2 separate regions of the Homo sapiens genome follow, and region 2 is linked to region 1. The links are chromatin loops, found by intact Hi-C in ENCODE. Cell type or tissue: heart right ventricle. All regions are shown on one strand. Each heading gives the region's core, and the rest is flanking DNA. Links, peaks and the distances in the headings are about the cores only.

Region 1 (4,411 bases), core at 291-4,290:
TTTATCATAGATTAAAGGGTACACAAACAGGTTTGTTACATGGGTATACTGCATGATGCTGAAGCTTGGGCCACCAGGCAGTAAACACCGTACCCAACAGGTGTTCTCAGCCCACACTGCCTTCCCATCCTCTCTTATCTATTGGTCCCCAGTGTCTATGCTTGGGGTCCCAACGATCCCATCACCCGGACAGTAAGCACAGTACCCAATAGGCTGTTCTCAGCCCACACTCCCTTCCCATCCTCTCTTATCTAGTGGTCCCCAGGGTCTATTGCTTTCATCTTTACATTAATGTGTATACAGGGTTTAGCTCCCACTTTAAGTGAGAATATGCTATATTTGGTTTTCTGTTCTTGCATTAGTTTACTTAGGATAATGGTCTCCAGACTGCATAGGGCATGATGAGGTTTCTTATTTAAAGTATAATGAATAAATCCAAAGATTTATATAAAAATAATCTAATTCTGGCCTTAATATTTTGAGCCCCCTCATAAGAATGTTATTAAACATTCCTAATCATTCCCTTCATAGTTACTTCATCTTTCTGCCATGGTTTACACTCCAGGAATTGCTGGAATTGCTGCTATTTATATCTTTCCTGACCTTTAGAACCACTACAGTCAAACAAAAATATTGTATCAAAATCATAAATGAGAAGAAAGTCAATACTATTGGCTCCAACTATAGGAAAAATTTCAGTTTGTTCACACGCACACACACACACACATACATACACACACACATTTATATGCAGATAATGAGCCCTAAGGATAGTTGAACTAAAGCCATTTCATTTAAGACAATTCTGCTTTCCCAGATGACATGCTAATGAACCAAGTAAGCAGTTCTAAGTCATTGATATCACATTATTCAGCACACAATTTCCAAAAACAAGTTAATGAACCAGTTTTTGAAAATCATTTAGAAGAGACACAGTTTGACACATACCAATGAAGCCAGTTCATTTGCTTGCTAAAATAGACTGTATCTTGGGTCCTTTCTAAACTAAAGCTAGCTTGACTTTGGCTGTCATCAGAAATAGTATAAAAATAAAAATGAATAAGTGCATTCCTAGGCCATTGAGAGGACTGTTTTTTTCTATTAACGTAATAAACTATATTCAAATGACCACTTATATCACCATAAGAACTAAATGCCTGATGAAAAAGTTGAAACAAAGCCTGTGTCCCTCATTTACTTAAGTGTCCTGGAAGTAATTCAAAGACCCTCTATAAGAAGAAAATGGCTTTCCTCATTCTGAGGTATTGGTATATCATTTGTTTTTACTGTGTTTGTGTGCATCCTTCCCTGTTTCTGGTGGTTTCTGTTTATGTGGAGACAAAAGAAGCTGGAATATTTTAGTCTACTGTTTCTCATACACATTCTCTAAGGCAAATACTATGTGAATTTTGTTGCGCTTATCGGTGCTTCAACTGAGAGTTTCTACGAAAACACTTTTAGAAAAATCCAGGAGGAAATATTCCCTGCATATATAAAACACTTTTTCTATCGTCCATCATTACATCTCCTCTCTCCTAAACACTTTCATGCTTCCTTACTGTGACTGTCTCTAACCATTTTTGGTAATCCAAGAATTTATCACAAAAAAGATTCAATTTCTGAAAACACAAATATTGCAACCTCTAACCAGAAGCTCTTTCCTTTTAATTTTCTCAATGATTTTACTTACATTTTACCCATTGTTAATCTAATCTAGACAAAACCATTTATAGATATCTGCTCCATTGCTGTCACATAGCTTTCAGTCTATTGAGAGACATTGAATAATAAACAATTCTATTACAATATGATTCAGTGCTGTGATAAGCCAGCATTTTCTCAGGTCTTGTGGTTTTTATTTACTTAATACCTCCCAAATGCATCCACCAATTTTCTCTCTTTACTATATGTTTTTAAAAAATCACAGCCATCTTTTACCTGGATGATTCTGACAGTTCCTCAGTGAACCTTCTTGACTTATAGATATGTGTTCAATCCATTTCTCATGGAGCTGCCAGAATAATCTATTTAATAGAAGCATCTTTTACTCCTTCCTTAAAATATTTCCTTGTGGTCATCCCGTTAATACTGAAGTGAGGAACTAATTTTTTTACATGATTTGCTAGACCCATGGGACATTTCTTCTACTGTCCTATCTCTTTATCCTCACCTTATTTCCTGCCCCCTAGTTGTAATACGTAATCTACAGTCTAGCCATGCTGCATTGTTTTGGACGAATTATGTTTCATACTTAGCAACAATGCACATACCATTTCTCTGATTGAAACACACTTCCCATAATCAGCTTCCCCAACTTCTAGTTAACTTCTCTTTTCTTTGGCCTCAGAATTTTCATGCACTCGTGGGAAGAATAGTGTTTCATTGTGTTTACTGTATTTTTCAGCCAGGTTGGAGTCCAGGATCATACATAAGCTAAATTCTGCATAGATTTATGTCTTTAAATAGAAAGTCCTATGAATTAATAATTAATGTCCATGCCTTTAAATAAAAAGTGCTTGGATGTGGGATCCCTCTGAAAGAAATACCCCAGCCTTACTTTTTTTTATTTTATTGGATAATAATTACGTTTCTGGCTCTAGCAATATCCAAGATATCTTTCTTTTGAAATCTCTTCAAAAGCAACTAAACCTAGGTTTATTTCTTTTTCTCTTTCACAGCTATTTTCGCTGATTGTTAAGAGACATTAAGTTCACTATCTAAATTTGTAATTTCTGTTGTTTTTACTTCCAGTGTCAAACTAAACTGTACAAACTAAGTTGTGGATTCATGTAGCTAGCCCATGCTAAATATCTGCCATCTACAACATGGGCCTCTATTTATTCTGGATGCCTTAATCACATAAGCATCATCCTTGGATTTAAATTTCAGATTGCTAGACTGTCACTACCATTCATAGAGGTAGAGTTTAATAAAAAAAACATGAGAAAGTAACAGGAGTCTTAATTATGAAAGGGGCATGCCTTCTCTTTGGATTCAGTAAAGAAAAAAATGTATTGAAGTTATTACAAACCAAAGACTAAAATAGGAATTTGAAACATGTGTGCACAGTAGAGTCTCTTTCTAGAAATTGGATTTTCTTATGAAGTCAAATAATAATGGAATTTGATTTAAAAACATGTTTATTTAGTTTTACCTTCAAAATAGGAGCAGTGTGAAGCAGCATGGGCATAAAACAATTGTAAAGCAAAATATGCTGGTTAAACCGAGGAAGAGAGAGAATTCCTTAGCACAACATTTAAGATCTTAGAGAACAGAGTAGGTAGACATGAAAGAGAAAAATAAATGAACCTGGGTCTAGTTGCTTTTGAAAATATTAAAAAAAAAGATGTCCTAGGTATTACTAGAGCCAAGAGTGTAATTATTACCCAAAGAAAAATGTAAAAAGTCAGGCTGAAGTGATTCTTTTAGAGGTATCCCAGATCCAAAAAAGCATGTGGAGTCATATTGTTAAGGTGTGTACAGTGAGAGCTATTGGTGAACAAGCTCTTGAAGACTGAGACAGCCTTGCAAAGTGGTTACATAAAAGACAGACTGATTTAAGAGGCAAACAAATGGGAATATCAGAACAAGTGTTAAAATATTTTTTGAAGTGTTTCACATGACACAGTAACTGTGGTTGTTAATACAGATACTGCCTGTGTCCTGAGGAAATGCACAATATAAATTTTGAAAATAGAAATTTAAAGGATGTGATATGTACTAAATACAGGACATAAAATATGCTGAAATTGATCTTGGCAGTACTATGATACATTGAATGCTGTATTAGATTAGTTATTAGTCTAATTGAAAAATGCCCCCTGTATGCTATTGTGCAGCTCAGAGAAGTAAAGAAAGGCAAGATTATCTTTAAACAGCAGATAATTGTTCACTTGCAAGCAAATGAATTCATACTTATTACTGAGTTCACTCATAAGAAAAAAAATGTAAAGAATATGCCATCAAATAGACGTTTGAGCCTGAAAGCAAAAGCTAAGTTAAAGGAGAGCAGGAAGTGCTGGTACCCAAGCAAGAGGCCAACGTAACCAGGTTACATGGAAAAAATGCAGATGATTGCCTTCTCAAAAGGAATACATCAGAGGAAAATAACACCCAAGTTACATATCTCACAACTGCAGAGGATATAGTGGAAGAATGATTAGCATACTTCTAGTGAAGATGAGCAAGTAACTTGTTTCAAGACTGTTCTTTCTCCCAAAAACATGGCCATGGTATATGAAATACAAAATGATAAAACAAGAAGATATCCAGATCAAAAATGATATACTCCTCTGTAATAGTTTATACTGCCATCAGCAGTAGATTAACCTATTAGTACTAACTTAATTTCTTAAAACAACACAAACTTATTGCATTAATTTCTGTAGGTTTAAAAATCCAACACAAGTCT
Region 2 (4,411 bases), core at 191-4,190, 80 kb before region 1:
GGGTAAAATTCAAGTTTTTTTAATAAAGAATAAGAAAATATCTGAAAATATCTTAATCATCTATTTAGAAAAATTATCAGTTCACAACAATTATCAACAGATGGTAAGAATCATTGAAAGAAGACAAAAGAATCACAGATCACACTGATTCAACCTGATTCCAAGGTCTGTGTCTTTCATGTCTATACAACCTTTCTTCTCAATATGAATGCTGGAATTTTAAATATGTTACTGACATGCCAGATTTCCTAATTTAACTGATATATTTTTAATTTATATTTGGAAACCTGGGAGTTTATCTTAACTTGCTTTTTTCTTCTCTACTTGGCATCTACTCACTGCATTAAAAAAAATCAACACAGAGGCTTTATATAAGAGTTTCTTGAACAGTTCCAGGTAGCTGAGGCAAATTGTAATTGGTGTAAATAGTACCATAAATAGGGTTTCATTATAAACAAGGTTTGGGTTTTCAGCCAGCATATAACACAAAATTGAATATGGCAAAAATTTCCCTTGAACAACACCTTCAAGAAGCCAAGAAACTGTGTACTTTCTCTCAGTAAGGGCAGACTAGTCAGTTTTCCTCCAGTGTTAGAATGGGTTTGTTTTGCTTTGTGAAACAAAAGATAAGTGTCATGTTTCCAATTTTGGGGCTGATGTAAGATATAAGAGTCAATCTTCAAACACTAGAAACACAGGATACTACTGTGCTCATAGCGTGAGTGTCAAATGCACACTGATAATCAGGGAATTATGGATTCATCACTGTTCGACACAGAGACACTCTCTCATTTTCCTCCACTATTCTCATGCGTTCTGTTAAATTAACATTATTTCAATTCACTCTAGAGATGCCTGTCCTCATATTACAACAGAAAATAATGTCACTAAAATCATACCTTTAACTGAATTTACCTCCTAGGCATGTCCAAGTTCCTAGCATTTCCCTCAATGTTAAGCCCTACAGATCTAGACTTATAGTCTCCCTTCTTCACAGCTGCACAGTGATCACCTCCATTTTATTAGGAACATTTTTTCAGTGGACAGGTTGGCTTTGTTCTGGGGTCCATCCATTCCTCATTTAGGCAACCAGTGTACAAGAAGAGTGCAGGGTTATGGGTGTGAGGAGAGAATGATGAATTTAGTGCTACAGCTAGAAAATAAAGTTCCTGTTCACATAAACGAGTAAAATGCCCATCTTTCCTTTACTAAACACAGCTGAGCCACTGTGCATGGCTTGGCGAGCAGAGCATGGGCTCAGTATTGGCTCCCAATCATCCTCATGATGAAGAGGTTTTTAATGTGCCCAAACTGAATAAAATTTAAAGGCAGCCAGGGATGAATTCTGATAAATATCCCAGGGTGGTTTCAGGCACATGAATACTTATTTCTGGCAGTGTAAGGATTCAATATGTCTTTCCTTAATTCCTGGCCATCCTGGCAGTAATGCTGAATGTTTCTTTCCAAAACACGTATATCCCCACATACTTCACTAGAACAGAAAAGACAATATTTCCCAAACTAGATCCATGTTAGGAAATATAAGTGTTTTCAAAATATAAAATTAAACCTCCTGAGTCACTCCTACTCACAATGGGAATAATGTTTTCCATTATATAATGTGATGAGAGGTGCCTTGTTCTTTGATTTAGTCTTCTGCTTTCAACAGACTGAGTGGGTCAGTGGGTATGACCATTGATTAAGGATTGGGGTGAACTTTGTTACTTTTTAGTGTAGTAGTATTCAAATTCCAGCCTATACCACCAGCATTAGAATCACCTAGAATCTTGTTAGAAATACAAATTTTCTGGCCCCATTCCAGACCTACAGAATCAGAAAGCCTGGGAATGAAGCTTAGCAATCTGTTACTTAATAAGCTCTCCAGGTGATTCTGATGTAGACTGAAGCTTGAAAACTACTTCCTTGCTACAAGGAACCATATTTTGAGTCCAAGACTTATTTTGTTTGGGCCATCTTAAATCCAAGCAGAAATAGAATCCCCTAGGATAAAGCTATATGTGGCAACTCTTGGCAAATATGGGGCACATAATTAATTTCAACCCTTTATATAGGTTAAGGAATAATAGAAGTTTTATTCCCAATGTTATACTGATTTACTCATTGTTCACCTTAAATAAGAATAACATGCTGGAATGAATGAAATTTAATAAATGTTTTATTTTTTAATGTTCACATCTTTCTTTTTTATAACATTTCCAACAATATTGCTTCATTTTCACTTGTTATAATTAGAAAGTTACATTCTTATAATTTTGTTTTAAGCTTCATCAAGTTCATGTCATTCAAATTATATTAAAAGTGGCTGTTTCTTCTAGATTTGTGAGGAAAACTGAAGTAATGAGAATTGTTTCATTTTCAGCCCTGCCACGGAAATGGCTGGAGCTTGCTAAAGTTAAATAATCCTCTATCTTTCAATTTCCCTTTCTATACAATCGAGTAATAATACCTGAAACCTACAGAAAACCGTGCTATCATGTTTAGTTAAGTAACCTGGGTAAAGAGCAGAAATGGTAGTCTAACAGCTGAGAATTGCTAGAGAAAATGCTACGTAATTAAGTAATATTTCAGAGCTACCATTTCTCTTCTAAAAGAGGTTCTAAAAGAATCCTTTACTACATTGCTTTTATTAAGGAATCTTTTCTTTCAACTCAGTGATTCTTTTTAAGTGACGTTTACGTTAACTACTGAAATTCTACTTTATTCTAATTGGTATCTAATCTATTCTGATACTATTTTAAACTCCAGTATCTCTAACTAATCTTAGTTTATTACAATCATTTGAAAGGAAGTGATGTGTGTACACTTCATCTGGATAAGTTATACGTAACAGAAAATGAAGAAAGAGGTATATAGATATACAGACATTTATGTAGATAAAATTTTTACTCCACGTGCTTCTGAAGATAATTTGAGAAAACTGAAAACATAAGTATGGTTAAAGAAAAATGTACAATTCAGTACAAAATAAATGAGAAATAGTTATCATTTTGATAATAGGAAAGAACAAATTACTTTCCTGATACTCTTTTCAGTAATAGAAAAAATATGGCACATTTTTTCAACTGAACTATTCCATCATCTTACGCCTCTTTGATAGGGTGCTGACTTTTATGCCACTGTGGTCAAGAAATAACATAAGGGAAAAAAAAGAAAATAATTTGTTCAAATTTTCTTGTACTTTAATATACTTCTTTAAAATACCAATACTATTGTAATTGCATTGATAATACATGAATACGTATTTATTCATAAAAATAATTTTCTGTTGATGATTACATACCTTAATTGTAGCCACATTCCCCTAATTCTCCACTCTCTTCTGACTACTTACTTTTTATTATTGAAGACAAGGAGGTCCTTTTATGCTGTCTAGAATCTAGAAGACTGGAGGGGGGATGCTTATTTCTTATTTCATAAAATAATAATAGAAACAACATAAATAGCTCAGAGCTTTAAACTCTTAGCTTAAGTCAATGTCAGAGGACCAGAGAGCTCATTTGGTGGCCCTAACATAACCCTTTCTATCTTGTAAACACAGAGTCAACTTCACTGAAAATCCGACCCAAATTTTAATTGTGGGGGTTACATAATGACATTATGTTAACTTCATTGCCTTGTTTAAGGTCAAGGTGAAATTTAGGATGGAAATTGTGGGATTTGGAATAGGAACATATGAGTGGACACAGACAAAACTGAAAATCTGAAATCCTTCACATGTAGAAGCAGATACAATAACCTTCTCACTTTTCACTAATTCCCATCCAAGACTTGCTTAAGGCAAAACTTAAACATTGTTTTCTTTATCTTATCTTTCCCTCTTCCCCATATCCAGTCAAATACCAAGTTCTCTTCTATTCTGCCTCTTAAACATTTTAAACTTATTTTTATTTCTTTTGTCATTAATTTGCACATAAGCTATTATTAGACACTCCCCTAAAAATGGTAGCTGCGTCCTGTATTTATTATCTGTTACCTCAGTATTCTATTTATGCCTTTTCAGTCTTCCAATATCTGTTTAAAATTTGGGGTATTAAATTATCTTTGTGAAGATAACTGTTGTGGCTTGTGTATTCAGGGCCCAATGCAGTGTCTGATCTCAGAGGTATCAAATGCTTGGGAGGCGTTTACAGGGCAATGAATAATTTCCTGCATAGTCAACTTTTTTTTTTTTTTTTTGAGATGGAGTCTCACTCTGTTGCCCAGGCTGGAGTGCAAAGGTGCAATCTTGGGTCACTGCAACCTCTGCCTCCTGGACTCAAGCCATTCTCCTGCCTCTGCCTCCCAAGTAGCTGGGATTACAGGCACGCACCACCACGCCCAGCTAATTTTTGTATGTTTAGTAGAGATGGGGTTTCACCATGTTGCCCAGACTTGTCTTGAACTCCTGACC

Evidence for each region. Peaks named below come from ENCODE experiments on the same cell type or tissue, not always from the same donor. Only the 100,000 strongest peaks of a DNase experiment are listed, where the experiment ranks them.
Region 2: it touches region 1 in a loop (2.0-fold over the local background); 1 of 110 quality-filtered maps calls a loop at or near these places.

Annotation. Positions count from the first base shown.
Region 1 is chr3:145,533,164-145,537,574 of GRCh38, forward strand. No RefSeq gene overlaps it. Among named protein-coding and RNA genes, the nearest start is that of LNCSRLR, 530 kb to the right of the region's middle. In heart right ventricle, for the core only: no CTCF peak of the experiment used is centred there; no DNase peak of the experiment used is centred there; H3K27ac peaks cover 475 bases.
Region 2 is chr3:145,453,055-145,457,465 of GRCh38, forward strand. No RefSeq gene overlaps it. Among named protein-coding and RNA genes, the nearest start is that of LNCSRLR, 610 kb to the right of the region's middle. In heart right ventricle, for the core only: no CTCF peak of the experiment used is centred there; no DNase peak of the experiment used is centred there.